7 separate regions of the Mus musculus genome follow, and regions 2, 3, 4, 5, 6 and 7 are each linked to region 1. A link is a loop called in an ENCODE intact Hi-C map of the cell type or tissue named here. Cell type or tissue: left cerebral cortex. All regions are shown on one strand.

Region 1 (4,000 bases):
TATGCAGGAAATTGACATAATGACAGAGTTGGATGTGTTCTCGGCCCTGGGGTTCTAATATGCCTGATTTCAGTCAGCATGCATAAACGTGGAGTATTCAGGGTCTCCGACATGATGAGGAGTTTACGGAGACTGGATTGCTTCTAGAAACACCCAAGACAACGAAACATGGCATGATATGATTGCCATGGTAACGAGGGTATTCCAAATGAAAATCACTACGGTGCATCACTAATTTAGGGCTCCACTAAACACCAAATAATATTTCTCTTAAGAATGCTGAGCTGTGGTTCCTGGTAATGCAGGGTCCTGTAGCAAATGCCACACTGCAGAAGAAAAGTACAGGGGAAATTCTCCGCATACTGTGCAGGGTTACTGTGGATACCCCAAGGGTGGGAGTCAGACCACATCCACTCATGGTGGTTCATTTAGAGAAGTTCTTAATATATTGCAACTGCGACATACACTAGTAATTTTCCAAACCTGGGATTTGGTTTAGAAATCAGCTCAAATCTGGTTGGCCCTTGTGTCTAGTCTAAGCTGAATCATTATTCCTGCATGTGGCTCAAACCGCATAATGGTATAAGAGGTGCAGGCATGAAAGGAACGTGTTAGAGGCACAGCTAGGAATCCGCAGCCAAGAGAGGCCCGATCCTGTCTATTTTCACACCCTGGCTGCTCATTGCATATGCAAAGAAGCAGCCTCAACTTTCTCAGGTCACACAGCATCAGCCTCGTGCCTCAAGCTCTTTTTCATTTTATTTGGATTGGTTCAAAGAAGAGGCTCCTTGCAAATCCTAATTCTCACCTCTGCAACGACAGGGCTAAATTAAAAGAAGAGCATTAGTCTGGTTTACTTTTCTTTCAGGGGTTTTCTAAGAAATGTTCCCTTCTATTTCTGCCCTCTGGTTCCTTTTTGTCTCCCTTAATAGTTGCCCACTGAAGGTCAAACACAGAAGACATGAAGCATAATGCGAACAGCGGGGATCCCAGAGACACACAGCCTGCATTCCGAAATCTACTTTGACTTTGAACTTGGCTTTGGAAAAGTTACAATTTGTTTTCAACCTGATCAGTAAAATCGAGGTCAGCTACATGAGAGGTGACTGGGGTGTGTCCGGTGTCCTGTCCATGCCCGCTAAGTGCTTGTCAGTCTCCATATGCCCTGCAGCCTACCTGAGGATTGAATGGGGTCCTTATGCTAGACCAAGTGGGAGCCTTTAGAAATCTTATAGACCCATTAGAAATCACCCTTACACTGCCCTGGAGAGTATCCGAGGGTTCTGTCCACAGGGGGTAAAAACGAGATCCTCCCTCATTAAGGCTATGCTATTAACTCGGAAGTTCTTGCACATTCGCTGAATGAACTTCCAAACAAAAAATAAAAAATTCTGTAGCTTAGAATCATAGTTTTCCTAAATGCTGAAATAATTTTATGCCATTTCCCCTACTAATTACCATCTCATTATTATTAGAAGAACGCTTTCCTTGAAATCAACACAATTTTTGCTCTAGTTCATTTTAGCCGCATGGCAGGAGGCCTCGGTGACTCCCATTCAGAGGAAGGTAGCGACACCTAGTGGTGTCTTACTCGAGATGCAATCCTTTCACTTCTACCTGGTTGGATGCCAGTATGAGGGTTGGCTCCTAGGAACTCAAAACATTAGTAAATACTTCGTTGCCTTGTGTTAGAGTCTTCCCGAATATATGCAGATAGTAAAATAAAATAAATCCTTGAGCATCTGAAGTTCTTGAGAACACTTGACCTCAATGAACCTGATCCAAAATCCTCTCTGCGATAAGCTCCCTGGGTCATCAGACAAAATGGATTTCCTATCCCCAGGAGTTTATGAGTTGTCACGGCAACCAAGAAGTTCTTTCTTTTGTTTTGAGGTGGTGTCTCATATATCCCAGGCTAGCCTCAAACTCATTATATAGCATGGAGGCCTTTTAACTTCTGCTCCTTCCGTACTCCCTTGCAACTTTGGATTACAACCTTGTTCACACGGTGCTAGGGAAGGAGCCCAGAGCCCTATGCATAAAATTATGTGTGTGTGTGTGTGTGTGTATTTAACTTTAAATGAACTTCCATTCTTTATGTAATAACTTCCTAATGAAGCCAACTATAACGTGGGAATTATTAATTGAACATCCTTCATTTCACAGGGACTTTCTGCCTACACCCTTGCATGATGAACTAACTAGTGGGTACTGCCATCATTTCTCTGCATCCTGAAAAAAAAAAGCTAACACGAGACACAGAAGAGGCCTAATAGCTCTTCATATTCTGAAAGCAGGACTTTGTGATAAGGAATTCTCAGTGGGAAGAGTCATGTGCATGTTCCCCGCACAAACACAGACCGCAAAGATGTGGATTATAAGTGAATCATTAATAAACATGTGTGCATACTCTTCTGTTGGTTGGATTGATCCCTTTCTCCTTAATCTCTCACTAAAATCACAGTTATGAGGTTGGAGGAATGGCTCAGTGGTTGAGAGCGCTGGCTACTTACTCCTTCTGAGGACCTGGGTTCAATTCTGAGCACCCACACGGTGACTCACAACTTTAGTTCTGGCAACTTTGGGTGCTGCATGCACAAGGTGCACAGACACACGTGAAGGCAAAACACCAGCACACATAGGGTAAAAACAAATAAATCTTTCAAAAATGCAAGATGATGATAGTGCAGTGGGTGATTTTGCATTGTGGAACTAAGATATCACCATCTTGCCTGATGAGAGACTGTCTTTGGAGCAGAGGAATTCTTTTTTAATGCTAGAACAGGAGAGCACAGTATGGTCTGTATCCATTTTTTAATACTAGGTCTTGTGTAGCATAGGTGTGCATTGACCTCGATATGTAGCTAAGAATAACAGTGGACTTCTGATCCTCCTGTCTACATATTGCACATGTTGGCATTGTGGACGTATATCGTCAAGTGGGATGCATGCTAGCTAGGCATGTTCTACCAATTAATCTCCATTTCCTAAGCCCAAGAACTCACTGCCTCCAGTGATTCTTTCTGAGGTGAGAGTGTCCTCATTGGATCTCACTGTTTACCCTTCGCCTAGGAATGTCCCCTGCCCTTTGTAGAGCCCCTTGCCAATACTGTTCTTACATTTATCTCTTCATTATTCACCAGAGATAAGCCCTTGCATCTGCATGAAATGTGGATGTACGTGGAAACCTGGAGGCTATGTGTCATAGAAAAAGACCTGACCCGGCTACATGCAATATACCTTATTTGTCCTCAGCTGTGTAGAGGCTGTCCAGTGCACACGTGGGCAGGGAAATATGTAGACAATCAAGACAGAAGAATGCCAGGAAATCAGAGCCTTGGGCAACAGCATGCATCATGCAGCCGCTGCTCAGTGGGAATAAAAGGGCTTGAGGGGTTTTTTTTTCCCCTGCTGTTTTAAAATTGATATAAATAGATGTCATGCCGCTCTGTTCTTAGCCATAGTCACCACTGGGAATGGCTGTCAAAAGCCTATTCTATTGTAAAGACGCGTGGTAAAAATACGAGTTATACATACTCCTCTTCGAGCCCGCATTATGTATGTTCTGTATTACCAACAGGATCTCCATCCAGTCCAGGACACTTGCCTTAAAATGTAATTCAGCCTGCAGCCTGGGTAGTGTCATTTTGTAAAAAGGATTATGTGCTATAAATAACCATCCCTCAAACCTAGAAGTGGGACGGCTCATGAATAACTCATGAGCCATGGGCTGAGGCTCTGCCCTTTGAATCACAGAACATGTGTTCCCAGTCTCAAGAGGGAGAGAGCCTTCATTCTGTCCCCCTTTCAAATGCTAGGCTTGGACCAAGCCCAAGTCCTTCTGGGATAATCCATTGAACTCCACACTCCTCTCCTTTCTCATCTGTGTCTTCTCTCTGGCTTCCCTGCTTCAGCGGGGAGGCAGGTTCTGGACCTAAGGGCCTGAATCAATCTCTCTCTCTCTCTCTCTCTCTCTCTCTCTCTCTCTCTCTCTCTCTCT
Region 2 (4,000 bases), 1.5 Mb before region 1:
TTATTTTATGCCCTTAGAATGATCTTCAGCGAGTGTATTTGGAATGTAGAGTTTGCCAAATGGCAGACTTAGTTATTAATTTTACAGATATGTAATTTATCTATGAGTTGCTATCATTTATATTTAATGTAGTCAATGTTTGACTTCCAAAGGCTTTCATTTTAAAGGCAGAAATCAGCCCTTTGTTTGTTCCAATGATCTCCACAGATTTCACTTACGATGGAACTTCACTTTTTCTTTAGCCTGTGCAGAGCCTGGACATGTTTGAATGGTGAAGTGTTGCTATCCGGGGTTGTTATGGTGAATATCTTCACTTTCAAACACAGAGCATCGGGGATCTTCAATATATCTATCATAAAAATGACAGTCAATTGTAATATGTGGTAAATTCTAAAGGTATTACCAAGTATACATTTTTCTATTTTTTTAGAACATTTAGGAAAAATATCTGTTTAGGATTATTTTTACTAATTTTTTTAAACTAAACCTTTGAGACTCAAGCATGTGCTACAGTACATTTAAGTGATCCTAAAACTCTGTGAAAATAATTGCTGAGTTGGCCATTCTGCAGACTCCACATTCTAACAGATCCTGATAGAATTAAACGTCACTGTCCCTTTAGGAGTGGTACTAGAAGATTTTTAGCAGAAAAAAATGACAGTGGTAATAAGGAAAAATTCAAAGCATTCCCCAAAATTTGATGTAATTTGTTCATGTTCTGTGTTCTTTGTTTGGGCAATGACTCCTAGCTAACACTTTAAAAAAGAAAAAGACAAAGAAAAGATAGGCTAGTGAGTAAAAGAAAATTCACAGAAAACATATATATATCCAACTATAAATTCATGACTAGAACATATAAACAATGCTTACAGCTTATTAGGAATAAGTGACATAATTTTAAACAGCAGAAACATGACCAAATTGATAACATGTTAATAAAAAACAAAATGGGAAGACTAGCAAATATATAAGGAATACTTATGGGATTCTTAAGGATTCCTTAATATAAGAATTATAGAAAAAGAAATGAAGTGAGAATGAGATGAAGCTTTTTGCCGATTACAAGAGTACCACAGGGGATGAGGAGCACAGGGACTCCTCTTCTTTTGGTAAGTCAGGTGCATTGTGTGAGCCATTCTAGGGTTTCTTAGACATTAACTATGAACCCGTCACATGGCCTTGCTGCTTTATTCCTAGGCACTGAACCCAGAGAAATGGAAGCATACATTTATACTAACACTTATATCTTTAACTTTTAAAATAATCGAACCATGATCAATACATAGAAAATAATACTTTTAAGTCATTTTCCCATCAAATAGACCCGTACTTCAAAAGACTATTAAAATTTGAATATTATTTTATTTCATGAGAAGAGACCAAAATGATACACTCATCACCTATTTTCTAAAAATATTGGTAAAAGAGAAAATCATCCTAGAACAATCCTAAGGATTGGATTTATGAAGATACTATGGAACACTAAAGTATAATTTGGCACAAGTCTAATAAAAAGACAAAAAAATAAAATAATGTTAAGAAAAATAGACTAAGCCCATGGTGTTATTTCATGAAATAGTACTAAGATATTCAAACTTGTGTTTCAGAGCATTTCATAAAGACAAAGATCAAAATTAGGCAGTCATATCTGAAGTGGGTATTAGAGAGCCATGTACCATCTTTGGCCTCACTTGGGCTTGCTATCATTCAGGTTGATGGTGGTCATATGGTTTCATGCCTTCCTGGATTCTCATGCTACCACATTCATATTCTGATGAACCAGATCTCACATTGGCCATCTTCACATCTTGAAATATTTTCTAATGGGTCAAATGTTTTTATTCATGTTGCTACTGCTTACCTTTATATTTATGAACATTAGGAGCATCCACCACTGAGGTGTAAAAGAGTAAAATTGAAGACATTATTGAACACATGAAGCAATTTTGAGTAATTGACACAAAGAAAGCAAATTTGGAGGGAAACAGCTCATAGAGGATTCCATTAGATTTTCACCCCCATTTCCAGACTGCAAAGCTAATTTCCATGTTAAGATCACCACAGACCTTCAGCAAAGTTGCCTGTGGCTTGGTTCTGCTCATGAAGAGTTTACTATCTTTCCAGTATTTAAATATGCACATGTTGTTGGGAGCCGCCCCCACATTCGCCGTCACAAGATGGCGCTGACATCCTGTGTTCTAAGTGGTAAACAAATAATCTGCGCATGTGCCAAGGGTATTTTATGACTACTTGTACTCTACCTTTCCCGTGAACGTCAGCTCGGCCATGGGCTGCAGCCAATCAGGGAGTGATGCGTCCTAGGCGAAATATAACGCTCCTAAAAAAGGGGACGGGGTTTTCCGCCATTCTCTCTCGCTGGCATCTCTCTGGCTCTGCGCGCCCTGCGCTCGCTCGCTGCCTAAAGATGTAAACAATAGAGCGCGCGCGCCGGAGCTCTGGCTCCTAAAGATGTAAGAAGGGGGCTTTCGTTTTTGGGGCTGGGCGCTGGGCGCTTGCCCTCCTGGCTCCCAAAGATGTAAGCAATAAAGTTTTGCCGCAGAAGATTTTGGTTTGTTGCGTCTTTCCTGGCCGGGCGTGAGAACGCGATTAAGAACATGTTATTCACTTTGCAACAGCCAACGAAAATAGATAATTGTGTGCCTTAAATGAACTGCAGATATTTTTGCAGTTTGTGGCTGTTGAGGTAGGAAGGAACACTTTTCTTTGGCCTCTGAAAGGTTTCCTGTGCTCCAGTAGGTAGTCCCACCCCTATGAATATATGGGCAGCATTTATTAGACTTATCAGGTTATTGTTTAAAAATTAGACAAAATGTGAAGCTATATGGGAGATAGATTTGGGGGGTTCTAGGAGGAGCTAGACCCTAGGGAACAGGCATGAAAAAAAATTCTTTCTATACATGTTGATAATTTTTAAACACTAAATAAAAATATTTAATATTACTCTCTTCAATATAAATGTTGTTGCTTTGACAGTTTGGATATGATACTTTAGGTCAGATTAACAATGGAAACTATCTAACATGTACAAATGTAACAAATTTATTCCTTCCCATTTCTGCTATTCATGTTCTATATTAAGTGGTGTCATTCATAACTCAATTGACAGCTACAAAATCAGCTGCTTTAGAAACGTGAAGCCTTTGCCCAATAATTCTTCCCATATATTTCAGGAACATAAATAATTGAGGCTTAAAAGGAATGCTATCTTTGCTCTGTTTCAAAAGAACAAAGAGTGAATATCTTTTCCACTTCTTAAAAAGCCTTTTACATCATAGATCAAATCACTTACCTTTGAAGAAACCAATATTAATATTTCCTTTTCATCTTATAGTGCTTATACAGCAGTCCAGATGGTTTCCACTCATCTGCCACTTAGATATAAATTCTCGATATTCTTTAAAGATGTGACTCCAACTATTTTTGCTTTAAAAACTATACAAAGGCACACCAAATGAATGGCTTTCCCTAAATTATCTATCCAATCAGATGATGACAGTTAAAATCATTGGAAAGAGAACTGGATGTTCAATGCTTATTAGAGTAGTAGTCGTGCTCCCAGTTGAGCTTAAAAATTATGTCTCTTAGTAATACCAGAAGCTATACCCAGAAAGTCTCAGCAACATGACTGCCTAAAAGTGAGCTGAACAAGCATGACACCAAGGAACATGCCAAACTTCATAGTGAAAAGCCCAGCAGGCCTCAAAGCTATACAAAGACCTAGTAAAGCTGACACATTGAGAACTGGCTCTACTGGAAAGGACCACACCAATTGCTTGCCCAGTGCCAGTCAGTCCTGAAAACATACCTAATAATAGCACTATATAGTCTGAGCCGATTATATTTAGGAATACACACACACACACTCACCATGTGTGTGTGTGTATAAATATATGTTGTGTTGTTGTGTGTGTGATGTGTGTATACACATATACATAATGCATGCAATAATAGGATTTAAAAAGGAAGTCACATATTTGAA
Region 3 (4,000 bases), 1.8 Mb before region 1:
AGGGCTCTGTCAGTGTTTCTCCACAGTGTCTAGTCTGGAAACATTTGTCAACTATGTGTTTGAAGAACAGCTTAAAAATAAGCAAGAGGGACAGGAAAGATAGGGAGAGATAGCTCAATGGGCAAGAATATTTTCTATAAAAGCATGCGTACATGAATTCAAGCCCCAGGAGTCATAAAAATTGAGGCACCTTGTTGGGAACAAAATAAGGGGGGAGGGGGCGCGCTGGGAAGGCCCTGGGGAAGAAGAGGAAGGAAAATGAGCCAAACATCTGGCCAGAGTTCCTGTGCAGGCAGAAGCAGGCAGAGCTCCTGGCGCTTTCCACTCAGCCCCAGGTGAACATGCCTGACCCACGAAGTTGGGTGGTGGTGGTGGTGGTGGTGGTGGTGGTGGTGGTGGTGGAGGTGGAAAAGGGGCAGCCCCTGACCGACGGGGACCCAGGAGCTACCTTGCTAAAGAAAGCCCCGGGGTTGTAGGAGAGAGGGATGAGGGAAGGAGTTCCCAACACTGGCAAGAGGGTGCAAAGCAGATCTAGATGGAGCAGAGACTCTCTATGGTTTAAGATCTTTATTATAGAAAGGCAGGAGGGAAGTGAGAAGGGAGAGGGGGAGAGGCTATCCAGAAAGAGAGAGAAAGAGAGAGGAGGGAGGAGAGAAGAAGACAAAGAGAAAGGAGAAGGGATAGAAGACAAAGAGAAGGGAGAGAGAGGGTGAGAGAAGTGAGAGGTAAAGGAACAAAGGAGTAAGAGTAAGAGATGGGGGCTGAACAGCCCTTTTTATGGTCTTCACTGTTGCTAGGTAACTGGGGAGGAGTTTAGCCTGAAGGTCAGAAGCTTGGGCCGCTGCTTACGTGACTACTGACCATGCTTCTCTTGCAGGGAGCTGTGGAAAGTGGTACCTTAGGCAGGGGCCAGAGTTCCAGGAGCATGAGGGAACGCCTACTGTGTTAAGTAGGTGAATTATGACCAATGGGGTTCAGACCTCAGCTCAACTGGAGACCAGCCTGCAATTCTCCACAGCACCTGGCATATTCTAGTTTCTATGTACAAATGCATACTAATACACACCCATGTGCACACAACCCACCCTTACATGAAAGATTTTTTTTTAAAGTAGGTGTTGGCTAGTTTTATGTTAACTTGACACAAGCTTAAGTCATCTGGGAAGAGGAAACATGTATTAAAAAACTGTCTCTTTAAGATCAGGTTGGATGCAAGCCTGTAGAACATTGCATCTTAATTAGTGATCAATGAGGTAGGGCCCAGCCAATTATGAGATGAACCAACCCAGGGTCTGATGGGTCTGCATGCTATAAGAACTCAGGCTGAGCAAGCCATGTGAAGCAAGCCAGTAAGCATCACTCCTCCAAGGCCTCTGCATCAGCTTCTGCCTCTGGTTCCTGCCCTGTTTGAGTTCCTGTCCTGGCTTCCTTCGCTGGTGAACAGATGATATGGAAGACTACGCTGAATAAACCCTTTTCTTCCCACGCTGCTTTGGTCATGATGTTTCTTCATAAAAGCGATAACTCTGACTAATGCAACTCAGGAATAAAATTAATTCAAACAGTACCTTAGTTATGGATGAGTCAGAGTCAAATCTATCTTACCCTCTGTACCTTTTTTCTTGAACTTTCCTGGACAAAGGCATCATTTGCAAAAAGCAAGAAAAAGTATTTTAAAACATTAAATTCAACTAAATATAATTATATAATTTCCCCACCTTCCTTCTGTTTACACCTGCCAATCCCCCTCCTTCTCAAATTCATGACCCCTTTTAACTACTTTTGTTTTACACATATTCACACACACACACACACACACACACACACACACACAGAGGTTTATTTAGTGATGTTTGCCTGTAAATATTTTTAGGACTGAGGGTCAGTCATTATTGTTGACGTCCTATGAATCTTAGATATAGGAGTAGGAGGGTTTCAGCTGAAAACTACAAAAACAATCTACTTTAGTGGACACGAGTAATGAGAACTTCATGGTCAAAAGGTTTTATTTCCTGATTCCTGCAGATGGCGCTAAATCCTTAGCTATTTTCACAATTCCCGGGACAGGGACTGCCTGCTCATAGCCCTAGTGTTTTCTGATAAAGGTTCCTAATTGTTTTAACAGTAAGTAGTGCTACACTGTGCAAGATTTAATCCTAAAGACAATTTCCTTAAATTAATAAAAACAAACAAACAAACAAGCAAAAAACAAAACAAACCCCAAACCCCCACGTTTTGGCAACTGACATCTGTGGCTTTGTCCTAGTCCTGTAAGCGTCTTTTAATAGAAGTGACTAAGGATATTGCTTTCCTGTGCTTTTATCAAAGGTCATGTTGGACTTGTTTTGCTTTTTTTATTTTTCCCATAAAAATCCTAAAGCTGTAAAAGTGCCCATTATCCATTGTTCCTACTCGCTTCCATTCCCGTGTCGCTTTGTTTGGCTGAATGTCCATCTATGACAACGATAGGCGTTCATAGTGTTCCCCTTAGTCAGTTAAGGAACACTGCATAGCTGTGTACTGAGGAGCACTTTATTATTGCCCCATATGGTTCCAAGGGGAAGTTAGAGTACAATATGACTCACCGACGGGAAACTCAAAAAAAAAAAAAAATCCCAGCCGAGCGAGCGAGAGGGAGAGGGAGAGGGAGAGGGAGAGGGAGAGGGAGAGGGAAGAGGGGAGAAGAGGGGAGAAGAGGGGAGAAGAGGGGAGAAGAGGGGAGAAGAGGGGAGAAGAGGGGAGAAGAAGAGGGGAGAAGAAGACGGGAGAAGAAGAGGGGAGAAGAAGAGGGGAGAGGGGAGAGGGGAGAGGGAGAGGGAGAGGACAACAACAAAATTGCTGGGTTTGAGTCAAGAGTGTGTCTTCCTGACACTTGTTGTTTATTGATTCCAGAGCCTAGCAAAGAGGTTTTATGCCTTCAGGAAGAAATCATAAAATAATGCTTAAGGGTGTCTAAATATCAGAGTTAATGTAAAAATGTTTTTATTGGGCAGATTTACTCATGTTTGAGAAAACATTTTAAGTTCTCCAACAGGAAATAGACATGTCTAATTTCTCAACAATAAGGAAGGGGAACCTTCAAAAATGTAATAATGTATTTTACGTGTTCTCCCCCCTCCTCCCATTTTCCTGACCAGATTTTATTTCTTCAGTTAAATAATTCTAGCCAAAATGAAATCAAACCAGTGAACAAACAAACAAACGTCTGGAAAAACAAACACTACAAAAAGAGGTAGGAGGAGTCCCTAAGAATGGATAACATCCCGCTTGGAAACAACCAATGTGCTTATATTGGTCTTCTGCACTCTTATCCTGAGCTTCAGACAGCTATAAATATTTTGAAGTTCATACAGGATCCATGACTGACTTCAGAGTAAATTCCAGGCTCCATATTTTAAAGTTATATATTAAAACATCTAGCATTCTCAAGTACTTTTTAATGCTATGGCATCCTCAATAGTCCATATTTTTCAAATGGATTGATACATAAATTTGAAACATGACTTCATTTTATTGATATATGAGTTTTAATTTATATTTCAACTAATACACAAAATATTACAGTACTCAATTTTGTGGACTAGTTAACTAACATTAGCATCATTTATTATTAGTTTATACTATTTGGAAAATGAAAGAAAAGAAATATTGTTGGTAAAGAGGCAATTTATGAAATATGTGTTTATTAAGTCAGCAGTTAGGATTATAATTTTAAAAATAATAACATTAAACAATATCAAAGTTATATGTATTATTACACAAATAATTCCCTGCTTTGATTTATTGGGAGTTTCTAAATGGCACCTTCTTTGTTGTGCATTTTTCTTAACACTCCATTAAAATAAATAGTGTCCTAGTCAAAAGGTACCCTTCAGGTCAGTTAAGAATTTTATACTGGTTTGCAGAAAGAACTGAATTACCGTTTGTAACTGGTGGTGGCCGTTTGTAACTATCTGAACTTCATATGGTTTAAAGGCCTTTGAAATAATCAAGAAATTGA
Region 4 (4,000 bases), 210 kb before region 1:
GTGACTGTCTGATTCTATTTTTCAACATCAAGAAAATTTCTGTCAGGCCCTCTGAAGATTCTGATTACTTCAGTTCATATTGAATTTTTCATCTACAAGGCACAGACAGTATCTATTGTCTTGACAAGGCCAAAGTCACTTTGAGCACTCATTCCTGACCTTTGAATACCATAGCACAAAGTAGCTACATGTGGGATTGACTGACAGCAATGTTAGATGTGGGACTCAGAACCATGCGTATGCTAAGTACTCATCTACTGAGCTACATCTTCAACCCTTTGTTATTGTTGCTATAATTACTTTCATTTTGGAGCAGAGTCTTGCTAAATTCTGCAGGCTGTACATGAATCCTCTGGGTAGACTACATGGGCTTGTAAGGTGAGATCTTTCTGCTTGAGCTGCCCAATTAATGGAGTTTACCATCATGTGCCATCATGGGTTTTTTGTTTCCATTTTTGTTTTTATACTTTCTGTGTTCATCACAACTCTATGACTTCCCTCTAATTCTTGTTTTGAATATTTTGAGAACATGATGCATTGATACTTATTATATTCGCTGTACTATACAATAGACCTCTTGAATTTACTCTTCTAATCTAACTGTAAATTTGTTGATTTGACCAACATTCCTCCATCTTTCCAAAACCGTACTCATGAAGAGGTCAGCTCAGGAACTTTAGAAAATTCTACAGGACCCCTCCCCTCTGGAAGGGAGGGACTAATTACATTCCTCAGACCACAGGGAGGAGGAACCGACCACCAGATCTCATAGGCACATTCTGCTATCATTGGCCACCCACCTCATTCCCTATAGACCAATTAGTTTAAAAGTCATACTTTTCTGCGAATCACATTGTGCCTAATGGCTGCTACTTGTAGAACTGTATGGCTCGCTGGACAGGCTACGCATGGCCTTTCTCTCTCTCCATGTGCAGGGCGACCTCAACATGTTGAAACAATAAATCCCTCTTGCTATTTGCATTGATTCCCATCTCTGTGTCATTCACTCAGGGAGTCCCTACTAACCTAAGGCTCGCCAGAGTCTTACATTCACAACCACTATAACTACCACTCTGATATTGCATTCATAAGTTCAACATTTTCAGATATCTCCTATAAGTGGGGTTATGTAGAAGTTATCTTTCTACATTAAATTGAACAGTATATATCCATTATCCAGTTATCTGTTCTTTCATTCTTTCATACCTCTGCTCATTCCATACTCTGCCTAATTTAAAAAGTGCTGCTGTAAGAAACATGGGCTTGTGGATATCTCTTTGACATATGAACATCTATTTCTTGGGGGTAGATTCCCAGAAATGATATTTCATGATCCAGGAAGTGTTTAATCACAAACAGATGAATTGTCGTCATCAGCAGGAATCACATTTCTTTAGAAGCAAAACAGGAGGAGAACAGAGATTAGAATTTGGGTGAGGATTAGTTGTCCAAATAAGGCAATTATAGGGCTAAGAACAAGGAGCAAAGGGCAGACAACAACTGGAAATCAGGAGCAGAAAAACCATGAGGCAGGAAGCAGTTAGTTTGAGTGTGGGATATAGAACTTGAGGAGACTAGCAATGACGGAAGTGGGAGTGATGTTTGCTGGACTGGCTCAACTTTCCTCTGAGAATACCTCTGTTGATCTCAAAGGGAAAATGTTTAGTACACTGTGTGTGTGTGTGTGTGTGTGTGTGTGTGTGTGTGTGTGTGTGTGTGTGAATGTTGAACTTCACTTTAATTTAGTAATGGCTCCCAAGGGAATGGGCAGCTGGTAAAATGGAGTGCTTTGAAATTCCCTTGGTAAATATTCCAGAATATGGAAATAGAATCCTTGCTCATTCCTTGCCTTCTTGGCACTCTTTAAAAACAAAAAGAATATTTATATCTATGACTAACGGTTCATTTATAGACTCAGCCCTACTCCTCAAGCTATAGAGTGATTTTTAAAATGTGCGAAAATGTTAAAAGTCAGTTTATTTTGATGACTACTTAGGCTGAGTTTGCATTCAGTTTAGCAAAGCAAAACAACATGTTCAATAGGAATGCAAAGGTATTATAAACAACCTAATAAGCACAAGGTTGTTTTCATTTGGTTCATATTAAAAGCAGACTTAAAGAATTATGTAAATCCATACTTAATACCAAATATGTTTATGTATGTACATTGCATTGTCAATTCATAAATATTAAGAAGCTTTCTGAATAAGCTACCTTACTGCCTCCTAGAAGGTGTAATTCTAACTATGTAACAGTTTAGACAAGCCAGGCTTAGTCAAGTTGTATCTATATACATAAGCACCTTTTTCTACATTAATTTAACAGACTAGAAATCAGTAAATACAGTTGTTTTGGATTTTGGTTGTTGCTGTTGTAGTGTTTACAATGGTAAATTACTGATCTGACCAAAGTCCTTGTTGGTCTGTAGTGTGCGTTGTTACCAAGAAGACAGTGAGAAAAGGGGAGCCCAACAGTCAGTCATTTTAGACTGCTGGCTGATTTCCCTAATAGAATTTAAATTCAGACATTTTAGAGAATGGGTTCTATTTATACTGGCTACAACCAGTTTATAAGAAAAGACATAACAACATAGAAAGAGATTTGGTTATTTTTTTCAGTGTAGCCAATAATTTGAGACACTGCCGCCAACATTATTGAAGGTTGACTCATCTTGTTTTGTGACCAGGGCAACCCCTTCATCATCCTTAATGTCTACATACTCTTAGCGGTGCTGTTCTCTTCAAGTTAATTTAGACAGAACTCCTAAAGGAAGAGTGAATGTAATACATTAAGTATTGAAGCAAAATGGAAATGATCTGGAATAGAAAAACTAAAGCGTGTGGACAGAAAGAACAGTTCCTCTCATACAGTCAAAGTGGAACTGAGAGCGTTAGTGAAACTGGGAGATGCTAAGCTTTAGATTTCAGGCTGTATTTTCTTTACTTTGCAGTTTAAATAAGCATCCTGCATGCAGATGGATAGGGTTTGTAATTCGATTGGAATGTTGTGACTACACCTGTTGTTCTTATTATGAATGCCTAATTCTTACTTGAAACTGTTTGTCACAATAATATCCTGTAGCAAAGACTTATACCAGGTAATTGCTTGGCATGTAAACAGTACAATGCTCCTCTTAGCTGTTTTAAATGGGATGTCTTCTAATTTTATCACCTCCCTTTTGTTCATATATTACCCGAAAGGTAAATAAGAACCAGGGAGAAGCCTCCATTTGTTATCATCCCTTCTACTGTAATCTGAAATTAACAAGCAATACTTAATGCTCGCCATTTCTCTGGGCTTATAAACATCAGCTCCCATTGTTTTCACACAAAGTGAAAAGAATATTGAGTTGAGACTTTTGCTGTGAATACTCGGAGCTGGGTTTGTGAAATGCTCCTCTGATACTACACCGAAGAGAGTACTGTCCTCTTCATATTGTGTTTCACCCTGAGTTGCTCAGTGCTCACCCGGCAGGGACAGAGCGTAGAGGTGTGGTTATTACCATCCTTGTTCTTGAGACTCTTAAAACCTAGCAGAAAAAAAATCAAGAAAAGAATAGGTTTATCTGGGGGTACAATTTGGGGTATATTCCCCACATGGTGAGAGTGGCTGGTTACATTGTATTTCCAGTCAGGAAGCGGAGAAAGATGAACACCAGTCACTGGCACTCAGATGTAGCTTTCCTTCCATTCTCTGGAACTACACACAGCCTTGGAAATGGTGGCTCACATATTTAGTGTGTGTCTTCTTACCTTAATTAAAGTAATCTAGACACTACCTCCCCGACACCCCCAGAAAGTTGTCTCCAAGATTGATCTAGATCATGTCAAATTGACAATCAAGATTAGCATCATCAGAGGCAAGTGTGGACTTCACTCTGTTCTCTTTCCTTTTCTATTTCTCCCCTCCCTGTTTCTTTCTCCATCTTTTCATCCTCCTACCTTCCAACATTGACAGAAGAATCCCTATGAGCAATGCACTCACTTCATAATTAACAAAT
Region 5 (4,000 bases), 63 kb after region 1:
ATGGAAGGAGAGAAGAGAGGGTACCAAGTCCAGCTTGTGAGAAACAGAATGACATGGTTTCCACCCTGGACCAGAGTCAGCAGGGCATGGACCTCCATGAGTGTTGATGGTTGCTGTGGGCATAAGATTTGCTTGTATAATAATGTACATATTTTTATGACCTTCCTTCGAGGAATGTCCTCTCTGCTAGTATCAATGACAATCAGAAACAGCATCCAGGAGGCAAGTGTGTGTCTAATGTCTCAGCCAAATGTTAGAGGTCTGTGACCTTCAGGACAGCCCTTAAAACTGTGTGAGAGAATGATGAAAACATGAGTCCAAAATATATAATTTCTCAACTATACAAAACATAAGGGTGCAATATGAGTTATATGAGGAGCTTCACAGACCTAAAAGAGCAGAGGCAGCTGCACTATGAGCTAGCTTGCCAGAAAGATACAAAGGAAAGAGATAAAAAGACTTAGGGAGTGGTGATCCCATGGCAAGATTCCACCCAGCTAAGTTTTTTTGTTTATGCTTACAAAGGCAGGCAGATTCCTGAGTTCTAAGGTCAGCTTGGGACAGAGGAAGTTTAGGTCCAGGCCCAGGCATTGAAGGAATAGTAATTCCAGGGCAGGGTCTCACCCGCCTATCTTATTGTTTGTGCTTGTACATGCTAACTCTTCTTAAGAATCTGGGGGCTGGGATAATGGGCTGTTGATTCATAGGATGATCTAAAGGGAACCTAGAGTAATTACTGATCTGATATGTAAGTAAAAGACTGTTTTTTTTTATCTGCAAAAGATGAGCTATCCAGAAGATTTTTAGAATTCAAAAAAAGCTGTCTTGAGCAGAAAGATGTCTAGAGATCTCCAGAGAAAGCTGACAAAAGAGAGAGATGAAAGGGGGGAGAGCAAGAAGGAGAGGGAGAAGGAATCTAGAAAGCTATCTCCAGCAGAACATAGGCCATCAGCTCTTAGCCCATGATTTGATTTTGAGTTGTTTGTTTCAAAGCTCCTTCTCTCATGAATCCCTCTCCAAGATGAGGCTGGTCCTTGGCAAGAGGGTCAAAGCTGGAGTAACAGAATCCATTATACATAAAGCCTAAGAACAAATTTAATATTCAAAGAACACATACGTATGTTTGGGCTAGAGCTGTAGCTCAGCTGGTAGAGTACCTACCTAACATGCAAGAATACCTGGGTTCAATCCCCAGTAATATTCAAGCTAGTGTGCTTCTTACCTATCATCCACGATCTGAGGAAGTAAAGGCAGGAGAATCATGAGGTCAAGGTCATATAGGCTACATAGGGAGTTTGAGGCCCACCAGGGGTACATGAACCCCTGTCTCCCAATAAAACAAAAATAAGTATGTTGAAGACGTTTAAAATAGAAATGCTAACAGAAGTATAATGTGAAGAAAATACATATTTGATCAAAATGTTGTTTTGACATATCTTTATACACATTTATACAGAATAATGTGGAAAGGGGCCACCCTGATGGCTCTGCAGGTCAAAGCCCTCGCCTCCAAGTCTGATAGCCTGAGTTTTAAAGCCTAGAATGTGGAATGCATATGACCCTGCAAACTATCCTGTGACCTCCTCATGCATGTGCTATAAAAAGTAAATGGAATATTGAAAAACATAAAGAAAAATGTGGAAGTATCAACATATTGGCCAGTGATTGTCTCTGGATCCTCACCAAAAACATTCTGGAAATAGGTCTCTACTGGTGTGGCCTGAAAGATTTGTTGGTTTACTTAACTAACGATTGTAACTAAGGGAATAACATGCAGCCCTGGATAAATGACAAGACTAGATAGAGAGTGTGGAGGGAGAGGGAAAAAAAACCGAGATGGTACAGAGTGAACAGTGAGGGGCCCTAATGAATGTCACCAGGCAAAGCTGAGCCATGTCCACTCCAGACTTCTCATCCAGGGCTTTCCTGCCAGAAACTTGAGCACTGTGCATTTATTTACATAATGCACAAGACCAAGTAGTGCCACACGGCAGAAGCTCATTGTTTAAAAACTCCCTTTCACTCTCCACTTATTTACAGTGACATTTGCTTTGCTTCGCTTATGGCTCTTAAAATGCCAACCCAGCTGTATGAAGTGGTTGTAAGTTTGAATCCCTGTCATGAAAGCAATTTTAGTAAAAATAAATAAGCCTTGTAAAGGATGTATTTACTCAAAAGCAGAATCTTTGCCAAGGAAACCGTGAGAAGGAAAGGATGGCCATCTAGTGGCTACAGTGTTTCCTATCAATGTGAAAACTTGAAGGATTTGGAAACAGATTGACTTAAGGGAGATTATTCTATCAGCAAGAAGAAATAAAGTGATTTAAAATTAAGCTTGGCGTGATAGCCATGTCTGGAATCCCAGCAGTCAGGAGGATTGAGTCAAGGGGATGAGTTGTGGTTATCTATGGCTACATCTTGAATTTGCTGCTAGCTTAGACTGCATGAAACTGTGTCTCCCTACCTGCTCCCCTCCTAAAAATATATGTTGATGTTGTTGTTGTTGTTTTTAAAATAAAAATCATAAAAGATGAATCTGGAAAATCCATCAAGGAAATGATTATATAAAAATCTCCTCTCACCCCCGTCATTAATGTGTTACATTAAACCTGGCTCCTGTCTGGGCTTCGTGAGAGTTTTTTTTTTTTCCCTGTGGGGGGTGTTAGTCAAATTTCTGTTGCTGTCTTTCACAAATTGAAAAAATACAAGTATTTAATTCACACTGATATAACTATTAAGTTTAATATCCAGCCATGTGACCATAGCTTAGCTATGTAATATTAATTGGAGAAGCAGAGTACCCAAAGGTCTTAATTACAGTTTCATTCCTGTGAAGAGACACTATGACCAAGGCAACTTTTATAAAGGATAACATTTAACTGGGGCTGGCTTACAGGTTCAGAGGTTTGGTCCATTATCATCATGGTGGGAAGCATGGAAGGTTCCAGGCAGACATGGTACTGGAGAAGGAGCTGAGAGTTTTACATCCTGATGCAGAGGCAGCCAGGAAGATACTCTCCTGTAGGCAGCTAGGTGCCTTCCATACTGGACGGGGCTCCAGCATTAGGAGCCCTCAGAGTCTACCTATACAGTGACACATTTCCTCCAACAAGGCCACACCCATTCTAAGAAGGCCACACTTCCTGTGGGCCAAGCATATTCAAGTCACCACAGCGAATTTTTTTTTACATATATCTCTCAAATTTAAATCACATATAATATCATTTTATAAGGTTAAAATCAACTAAAATAAGAAATATATTTTCTTTATCATGACATACACACGTTGTACTGGCTATTTTGTGTCAACTTGACACAGCTGGAGTTATCACAGAAAAAGGAGCTTCAGTTGAGGAAATGCTTCCATGAGATACAACTGTAAGGCATTTTCTCAATTAGTGATCAAGGGGGAAGGGCCCCTTGTGGGTGGGACCATCTCTGGGCTGGTAGTCTTGGTTCTATAAGAGAGCAGGCTGAGCAAGCCGGGGGAAGCAAGCCAGTAAAGAGCATCCCTCCATGGCCTCTGCATCAGCTCCTGCTTTCTGGCCTGCTTGATTTCCAGTCCTGACTTCCTTTGGTGATGAACAGCAGTATGGAAGTGTAAGCCGAATAAACCCTTTCCTCCCCAACTTGCTTCTTGGTCGTGATGTTTGTGCAGGAATAGAAACCCTGACTAAGACACAAGTAAAAGTCATAAATAAAATGGTAAACAAGAGGGTAATTCTTGCCAGGCCTGGTAGCATTCCCAGGTATTTGGGAAGTCAAGCATGATCTACTGGGCTACAAAATGGGTTCAAGGCCAGCCTAGGCAATGTAGTAAAACCCTGTACCTGTTTTTGAAATTTTATTTTTTTATTTAAAAAGGTGGCAGGTGAAGAAGTGGGGCTACTGCCCAGTGGTAGAAGTCTTACCTGATGTGTGTAAAACCATGAGGAAAGAACAAAGAGGGAAAGTCTGTGGTTTACAGAAACAAAGTTGTCATTCTCCAGTTTACAAACAT
Region 6 (4,000 bases), 290 kb before region 1:
TATATATATATGTATGTATATATATATATGTATATATGTATATGTATATGTATGTGTATGTGTATGTGTATGTGTATGTGTATGTGTATGTGTATGTGTATGTGTATGTGTATGTATATGTATATGTATATGTATATGTATATGTATATGTATATGTATATGTATATATATGTATATATATATATAAAAAATATACATGTGTGTGTATAAAATCTCTCTCTATCTCTATATAATAGCAATGTGTATCTCAGCTTAAATAGATTATATACAAGGCACTTCTCAAGTGGCTCACATTGGGCAAACTCCTTCATTAATATTGGTATGGCTTAAATAAGAAGTACCCTCCTCCATCAATAGCTGGTGAATTAAAGATTTTTCCCATGAGGTGACGCTATTTGGAGAGGTACTGGAAAAATTAGCAGTTAGCATTTTTCTGAAGGCAGCAAAATGCATTTGAAGCTTTCATTTGGTCCCTAGACCTGTACATTTTGTTTTGCTTTTCTCATGCCATGAAAGAAGCTCTTGCCGTCATGATGCGGTAGGTCAGAATCAACATAGCCCGTACATGGAAGCCTCAGCAACCGTGAATCACCTAAACCCTAAGATGCCTATGTGAGGTATTTCTCTGCAGGGATCAATCTCATTGACATCATTAAGTCAATATCGGTATTTCTTCCAACTGTATGAAGTCTAGTGCACAAAAGTATATGGAGTATAAATGAGACAAAGATAAAAATGACGAGGTTTGTGGTTTACTTATTTGTGGTACTGTACTTTTAATCAGTATTTGAAAGTATTTTCAATGGTTGATCCCTGAGAGACGGCTCAATGGTTAAGTGTGAGTATACCTCTTATGAGGGACTTGAATTCAGTTCCTAGAATACATGTGGGGTGGCTCATAGCTGCCTATAGGTTCCGTTCCAGGGGATCTGATGTCCACTCCTGATTTTCACAGATACCAACGTTCACGTGTGCATGTCCTCCCACATATACATGTACAATTAAAAACAAAATAAATATTTTAAAAAGTGTATTACCTATAATTAGGTATATAATATTATGTGTCCTTAGGTATAAATAAAGTTACTATAAAAGAGTGTTTGGTTTTGTCTTTCTTATTTATAGCAGAAACAGATGATAAATCTCCTGTTTCCTCCTACTTTGGCTGCATCAAGATGCTACACAGAGGGACTGACCTGCATCATTTAAGTTTTTATAAGGACACCAGAATGCTCACACAATGAAGTCACCTAATGGATTCTTTCTCACATACTATTGTTAAGCAATACATACCTGCAACTAAATTATTCCCTTCAGGTCAGCTGTGATCCATTTAAGGGGTCCCAAACAACTGACATCTATTCTCTTTCTGACTCCTGGGACAGGATTAAAATATGAATTTCAATCTTCACATTATCTTCATGCATACATTCTCTCATTTCCTGTTGGTAAAAGCACATTTTAAAATTTAACTCATGTTTATGGTTCACCACCCTATAGCTTCATCTTAATTTGCACTTGACATTTTACCAAGTTGCATTTCAAAAGGCTGAGCAGAGCCCAGAAGCCAGAAGCCAGAGGACATGTGCCAAACCCAAAGAGAGAGCATCAGTCTGGGAATAAAGAGAGTCAGTCGCGTTAAAGGTAGAATCAAAGAACCCACCCGAGGAGCAAATAACAGATTCCTTAGCACAAAATAGACTTGTGAGAAACTAATTGCTACAGATTTTATCATGCCCAAAATAAAGCATGGAGAAATATCATGAGCATACTGTAATGCATAAAATCTTGACACTCATGATAAAATACTCAAAATACACACTGGGAGGATGGAGCTTGCCTGTAATGTTAAATTCTGCAAATTATTCCAAACAGCTAGCCATATTTGTGGCATCACATTGAACTGGGTGTGAGAGGAAGAGAAGAAACAAAAATAGACATTGTTCTTCCTTTTAAAAGTAGAGCCCAGAAGGTGGGTTTGGAGCCACAGAAACACTGTGGGCGATGGTGGCCGAGAGTCATGTACAGGAGCTGCTGGAATAAAAATGGCTGAGACAAATGGCCCCGTACTGAGACACAGGAACCAGAATCTCACACCCCGTATCTCCCCAGCAAAGGTCGTCTTTGGCAATTATCACAAATGACTGTTTATTGCTCAGTAGTTTGAAGGAGGCGGAGGAAAGACTGCATTCCACAAACTGTATCTTTGGAAAGGCCAGGTTGACACTGTAATTACCAGCCTTTCTCAGATCCTGCAGAGATTTCTGAAGAATTATTTTTGCATAAACTCCTTGCTCATGGCAATTCCTGAACACATCAGTCCCCTTGCTATTATTTTCCTTGAATGAAAGACTCCTGCTGGGTTAAGAGTTTATTTTAAAGCTTGCTCAGCAGCTTCAAGTGTGGCTGTGCTCTCATAGAGCAAATCCACACTGGGGAGAAGGCTTGGTTGATAAGGTGCTTGCCTTCCAAGCAGAAAGCCCTGAGTTTGATCCCCAGAACCTGTATGAAAAAGCTGCGTGTGTGACACATGCTTGCAACCCCAGTTTAGGGGAGGTAAAAACAGGAGGAGCCTTTCTGAGGCTTGCTGGGTAGACAATAGCCTATTTCAGAACAGTGTAAAACTATGTGTCAAAGGAAAATAAAAGATGGTTGGTATTTAGCCAATGATACCTGAGACTGTCCCCTAGACTAAACACACACAGACACACACACACACACACACTGAAGGGGTGAAGAGGCAGTATGTCTATAGTAGGTTTTCCTGTCCTAGCTCAATTGTTCTCTGTTAGTCACACAGCATCCAAAGCGATGGAGTATGCACTGAAAAAATGAAGGGAGGAAACTCCACAGCCACTGAATTTCAACCAGAAGGTTATTATGCCAACAGTGAGTCCTTTGATTATATTGATCAGAAACGGAGAGGAAAGTAAGAGTAAGCCAGTGGATTTCAAAGAGAGCTTGGAGTTTGGAATGAGAGCATCCCGTTCTGAGATGAGCGTCAAGTGAAATGATGGGCTGGTATCCCTGGGCCATATTTCATTAAAATCAATCCTCTAGTCAAAAGCTTAATGAATGTGTGTGCAGAAAAGAAAAAAGGAATATAAGAATTTAGGAAAATAGTGGAATTCTTCTGTGATTTCAATAGGGAAAGCAGAATGCAGACTTGGTCTGTGTAAGACATCTGGTACAGTTGACTTTATACCTGGGAAGCCACTCCTGTCTCCTTCTCCCAAAAGTTCTATATAGCCATATACTAGGGAGAAAAGGGCCAGTGGTTTGGAATGAACTAGACCCGGGAGTTTAGTTGGGGATATTTCTGTTTCACTTTCAAAGTTGTTATAAAGAAAATCAGTTCTAGTCTGAGACCCTTCTAGGATATTTCTTTAGAGGTGTCATGGTGCCCAAAATGTTTCCTTTCTCTCTAGCCTGCATGAGAAAAGGACCTTGGGCACACAGTGTGGTGTTAACAGGCAGCTCCATGGTTTCACAGATTCCTGGTCCAAACCATTTACACAGAGAGAGACTCATGTGCACACATATACACAGATGAATAAACACAATGCCATGTATGAACACACATGTGTGCTCACATACATAAACACACACACGTGTATGTGTTTGCACACAAGTTACACCCAAACCTATTTTTAAAAATAAGAACAAGAGTTCATTGGTTATGTAATATTGAGGACTGAACACAGACCCTGGCACATGCTAGGCAGGTACTCTACCACTGAGCTACACCCAGGATCTCACTAATTCTTCATATTGGCTTTTTTTTTTTTTTACACTCACAATTATTTGCTTCCAAGTGACTGTGTCTCTCATTTCCTGGTCTCATAGGCCTATCTGACTGGCCCATGGTAAAAGACCCATAAAAATTTGAAGCTACTGGATGAGTATCCACTATTACCTTTAGTCACTTTGCCATGGAAATTTCTGGGATAGTGGAAAGGAATGCAAAAGCAAATGATGCAGGAAAATACACCATCAGTAA
Region 7 (4,000 bases), 760 kb before region 1:
AAACAAGCCACACATCTTATCTCTAGTTTTGTGCTTCACTCTGAATCACAGACATTACTCTTTGCTGGACAACAGGACATGGTTTATATCTGTGCAGTATTCTGCCTGCCCTATCCTGTTTGTCCTTTCTGCTCTCTCTTCCCTGGAAGGTAAACATCTTAGGAGGTGGGCAGCTCTTTCATACATCTACTCTGACCTTTCCACCATCTCCAGCTGAAGGAAGGATCTTAGTAAGTGCTTAGCATTTTCCTGCAGACTGACAACAATGTGAAATCCTCCCCACTTCCAACCATCCAGCATCATCACTGAGGCTACAAAAGAAAAGGATGTCTAGGTGTGAGGATCTCTGAGTCTTAGAGAAGACATGGAGAAAGAGCCAGCCAGTAAGAGCCAGGAATCACAGGTAGAGAGGAGTGATGCAAACTGCCCTTGTCACAGCCCGTCCTGTGTGTGCTGTTAAAAAGTAAATGCTATAAGGAAGAGATATCCAGTGCTGGGATTGGGCCCTTAAATTTATTGTCTGTTTTAGTGTGCCTTTGCACTATTTGGCATTTGAAATTCATGGGCATTCATTTGTTTTATTTTTATAAACATGTTTATTACACGTACTGCCCTTGTAAATGCATTAGCGGTTCTATCGTTAGAGTCTAGAGCTTTCAAGTCTGTGCCGGGCCTTTTCAAAGTCAATATTAGAAAAGAAGTCGGCATGAGTTAATCACATTGTCTCTTTTATTTAACTTGTATTTGATGTATGAAATCTCTCCAGATGAATGGTAACATTTTGTTTTATTAGAGATTAGCTTCCACCACTGTTTTCAGAGAACTTTCAGGCTGGATTCTTTCCACAGGAACTAGCTTTTAAATCAGCCCCAGAGACTTCAGACTCTGAGGAGCTCAGCAAAGGGCATGTGAAGCATTTGTTTGTTGCTGCCTGAATCAGACATCCCCTTTTGAAGTCTTTCTGTTATTGGACAGAAGCAGCAGCCACCCCAGCACCTCCACAGCTGGTTCCAACGGGGCAGAATCATACACTAGAAACAGCAGAGGAATGGAAAGATTGTTCCTTGTTATAAAACCAATCAAGCCCCTTCCCGGTGACAGCAGCATCTTTGGACTTTGAGGACATTCTATCAAACACTCATCCATCTTGATAAATTTTCTAGCAGTCTTCATACTCCACTGAGGTTAAAGTAGACCAGGATGGCTTCAAAGTTACAATTCTGCTGGATCAGTCCCTCTGGTGCTAGGGTTATAGAATTATAATAGTAACACACCCTACTCTAAAAGATATATGCAAGTTTTTGAGATATACTTAATAAAAATTATGCAGTCAAGATAAACAATATGATACATATATATATATATATGTATATATATATATATATATATGTATATATATATATATATGAAAAGATTACCACAATCCAGCCAATTAGTACATCTATTCTTTTATAGTATTAACTTTGTGCATGTGTGTGTAGAACAAGAACACATAAAATCCAGCCTTTTAGCAAACTTCAAGGACATCATATACTATCTCTTAAATTTTTGTTAATAGTAGTGCATAGCACATTTGTGAGTGTGGACATGCACGTGGAAGTGGGAGGACAACTTTTGAGACTATGTTCTCTGCTCCCACTGGGGGATGTGGAATCCAGATTGAACTAACATCATCAGGCTTGTACAACAAGTACTTTACCCACTGAGCCTTCTTGCTGGCTCCCATGCCACTATTATTAACCAGAGTCAGTATCTCAAACATTATTTCTCTGCAACATACTCATCCTATAATTGAAGTGTCTACCTCTGACCAACATCTCTCCACCATCCACCCCCAGATCCTACCAGTCACTGAGTCCTGGGCACTGCACACTTTGTTTCCATAATGACAGCTGTTCTAGGTGTCTGGGCACTCATTCAGTGTTTGTCTGCTAGGTTGCCACTTTGCCAATGCTCAGTTCTAATTGTTCTTCATTCCAGAACTTCTGGGAACATGTCCTATAATATATCCCTATATTATATAAACCGTAAGCATTCAAGTAGAAAGATTGTCTATCAGTCTGTGCAGAATGAACAGTGTCATGCCTCTCACAGCTCTCTCTGTTCCTCAGCTGTTTGAACTCACGGGCAGGGCAGTTAAGGTTACTTCCATGACTCTCTGCAAGAAAGGGCAGTTGAGCCTCCAAAAGTTAGCCCCTTTCTGTTTCGTTTTTCTTATACTGTGCCATATTTAACAACAAAGTAGACTGCCCCCACATTCTCACACAGGACGCCTGGAGTCTGTTCTGCAGATTATGAGTAAGGCTTCAATTTGAACAAGAAGGGTCACCGCATTGGACAGCAGGCATCTTTCAATGAATGTGATGACTGATTGGTTGAAATTGAAAGGCAAAAGCTGATCCTGTTTTTCTCCATGTAAAAATCCCCAGGTGGTAAAGAATAAAATGGCCAGGATTTTTTTTTCCTAGGCAGATTAACTGAAGCCTACAGACTTATGGTAATAACTGTAAGTGCAGATGAAGCTGTGGGGAAGAGGAGTCTGAATTTTGGTGGTTGGTGGAGCCTAAGGTAGAGGCAATTGCTTGCTCAGGGTATAGAGGCTAGGCAGCCTAAGAAACCCTCTCCCGCTGCTGGAAAGCTCAGAAGAGTGAGCCAGTGCCTCTTTACAAATGAGGCTGGAGACAACATCGAAGTACACACTTCCCAGTATCTGGGATCTAGGACCAGAAATTAAAACCCAATCACAGCACCCAGGAACAGGAAAAGAAACAGAACACTGGGTTAAAAGCATGACCAAAACACATGGCCAACATCTGGACTAAAACACAGACCAGAAACAAGACCAGGACACAGGACAATGAGCTGAACTAAGATTTAGTGCCAAGGGTAGGACCAAAACACAGAGCCAGGATCTTGACTAAGACACAGGGCCAGCAGAAACTAGACCAGGACAAGAAGCCAGTAACAGGACCTGGACTCATGGCTAGTCAAAGAACCAGGATTGAGAATCAGCCAGGTCATTGGACTGGGACATAGGACCAGGCCCCCCAAACCAGTTTTGGTTACAGAACCAGGTCATGGTAACCAGAACCAGAACCACCAGCAACTCAGGAGCTATGAATCAGGTCACGGGACTTAGAATCCAGGAAAGACTCAGAGATGAAGACTTTAAAGAGAAGTAGATGTCCCTGCTCAATTTTGGAGGCCAATTAGACGCCTGGGTCTCACTCCAAGGAAATAAACTACTTATACAGAATCATAAATAAGGCTCTGAGGCAGTGAAGCAATCAGTGTGTAGAGTACTTCCCTCAAGCGTGAAGACCTGAATTAGATATCCAGAACTTACATAAAAATCTCTCATGGAGGCTGCTGTTCTAGGTAGGTAGAGACAGGAGGCTCCCTGGGGCTTTCTTGCCAGACAGTCTGCTTCCAGGTCCAATGAGAGACCTGTCTCTATAAAATAAGGGGAAAGTGACGAGGGAACACAACCTCATAGATTTCTAATCTCTACATGCTCACATAGGCACATGTACAGGCACAAATTTGTGCATACCTCCAAACATGCACACAAACACATACACACATACCACACACACACACACACACACACACACACACACATACACATACACACACACACACACACACACACACACACACACACACACACACTAAATAGAATCCTAACAAAGTAGGAGGTGCCTCATAGTATTGCAACTGAATATGGCACCTTTGGTTGATATCCCTGGGAGGCCTGCCCTCTTCGGAAGGGAAATGGAGAAGTAGATCTGGAGAAGGGAAAGGAGGGAAGACTGGGTGGAAGGGGGAAATAAATGAGATATATGAGAGAATAGTACTACTAGTAGCAGTAATAGTAATAATAAAAATAATAAAGAACATATTTTTCTTTGCGTTTTATAAACAACATACAGAATACATCATACTCAAAAAATGTAGGCATGGATGGGTATCTCTGAATTTATTTTAAAAGGGCCTATTG

Evidence for each region. A loop is a pair of places that touch in the nucleus more often than their neighbours do. Peaks named below come from ENCODE experiments on the same cell type or tissue, not always from the same donor. Only the 100,000 strongest peaks of a DNase experiment are listed, where the experiment ranks them.
Region 2: it touches region 1 in a loop (4-fold over the local background); 13 of 42 quality-filtered maps call a loop at or near these places.
Region 3: a loop joins it to region 1, with 13 times the contacts of the local background. A loop is called at or near these places in 34 of 42 quality-filtered maps.
Region 4: a loop joins it to region 1, with 2.8 times the contacts of the local background. A loop is called at or near these places in 2 of 42 quality-filtered maps.
Region 5: it touches region 1 in a loop (4-fold over the local background); 4 of 42 quality-filtered maps call a loop at or near these places.
Region 6: a loop joins it to region 1, with 4 times the contacts of the local background. A loop is called at or near these places in 2 of 42 quality-filtered maps.
Region 7: a loop joins it to region 1, with 2.1 times the contacts of the local background. A loop is called at or near these places in 8 of 42 quality-filtered maps.

What each region holds. Positions count from the first base shown.
Region 1 is chr13:6,470,265-6,474,264 of GRCm38, forward strand. No RefSeq gene overlaps it. Among named protein-coding and RNA genes, the nearest start is that of Pitrm1, 76 kb to the right of the region's middle. In left cerebral cortex, CTCF peaks have their summits at 1,582 (motif pointing left) and 3,600; DNase peaks (open chromatin) are centred at 545, 1,031, 1,132, 1,589 and 1 more place; H3K27ac peaks cover 2,681 bases.
Region 2 is chr13:4,940,510-4,944,509 of GRCm38, forward strand. No RefSeq gene overlaps it. Among named protein-coding and RNA genes, the nearest start is that of Gm40658, 220 kb to the left of the region's middle. In left cerebral cortex, a CTCF peak has its summit at 2,155 (motif pointing right); DNase peaks (open chromatin) are centred at 2,166 and 2,538; H3K4me3 peaks cover 582 bases.
Region 3 is chr13:4,660,490-4,664,489 of GRCm38, forward strand. No RefSeq gene overlaps it. Among named protein-coding and RNA genes, the nearest start is that of Akr1e1, 53 kb to the left of the region's middle. In left cerebral cortex, a CTCF peak has its summit at 2,038 (motif pointing right); DNase peaks (open chromatin) are centred at 2,043 and 2,497; H3K4me3 peaks cover 538 bases; H3K27ac peaks cover 251 bases.
Region 4 is chr13:6,258,775-6,262,774 of GRCm38, forward strand. No RefSeq gene overlaps it. Among named protein-coding and RNA genes, the nearest start is that of Gm35615, 29 kb to the right of the region's middle. In left cerebral cortex, no CTCF peak of the experiment used is centred here; DNase peaks (open chromatin) are centred at 1,761 and 2,852; H3K27ac peaks cover 1,466 bases.
Region 5 is chr13:6,533,566-6,537,565 of GRCm38, forward strand. No RefSeq gene overlaps it. Among named protein-coding and RNA genes, the nearest start is that of Pitrm1, 13 kb to the right of the region's middle. In left cerebral cortex, a CTCF peak has its summit at 2,229 (motif pointing left); a DNase peak (open chromatin) is centred at 2,137; H3K27ac peaks cover 341 bases.
Region 6 is chr13:6,176,872-6,180,871 of GRCm38, forward strand. No RefSeq gene overlaps it. Among named protein-coding and RNA genes, the nearest start is that of Gm35615, 110 kb to the right of the region's middle. In left cerebral cortex, no CTCF peak of the experiment used is centred here; DNase peaks (open chromatin) are centred at 1,648 and 1,939; H3K27ac peaks cover 1,381 bases.
Region 7 is chr13:5,708,965-5,712,964 of GRCm38, forward strand. All of the region lies in intron 1 of Gm35330 (a long non-coding RNA gene), which reads right to left. Among named protein-coding and RNA genes, the nearest start is that of Gm35330, 14 kb to the right of the region's middle. In left cerebral cortex, no CTCF peak of the experiment used is centred here; a DNase peak (open chromatin) is centred at 2,291.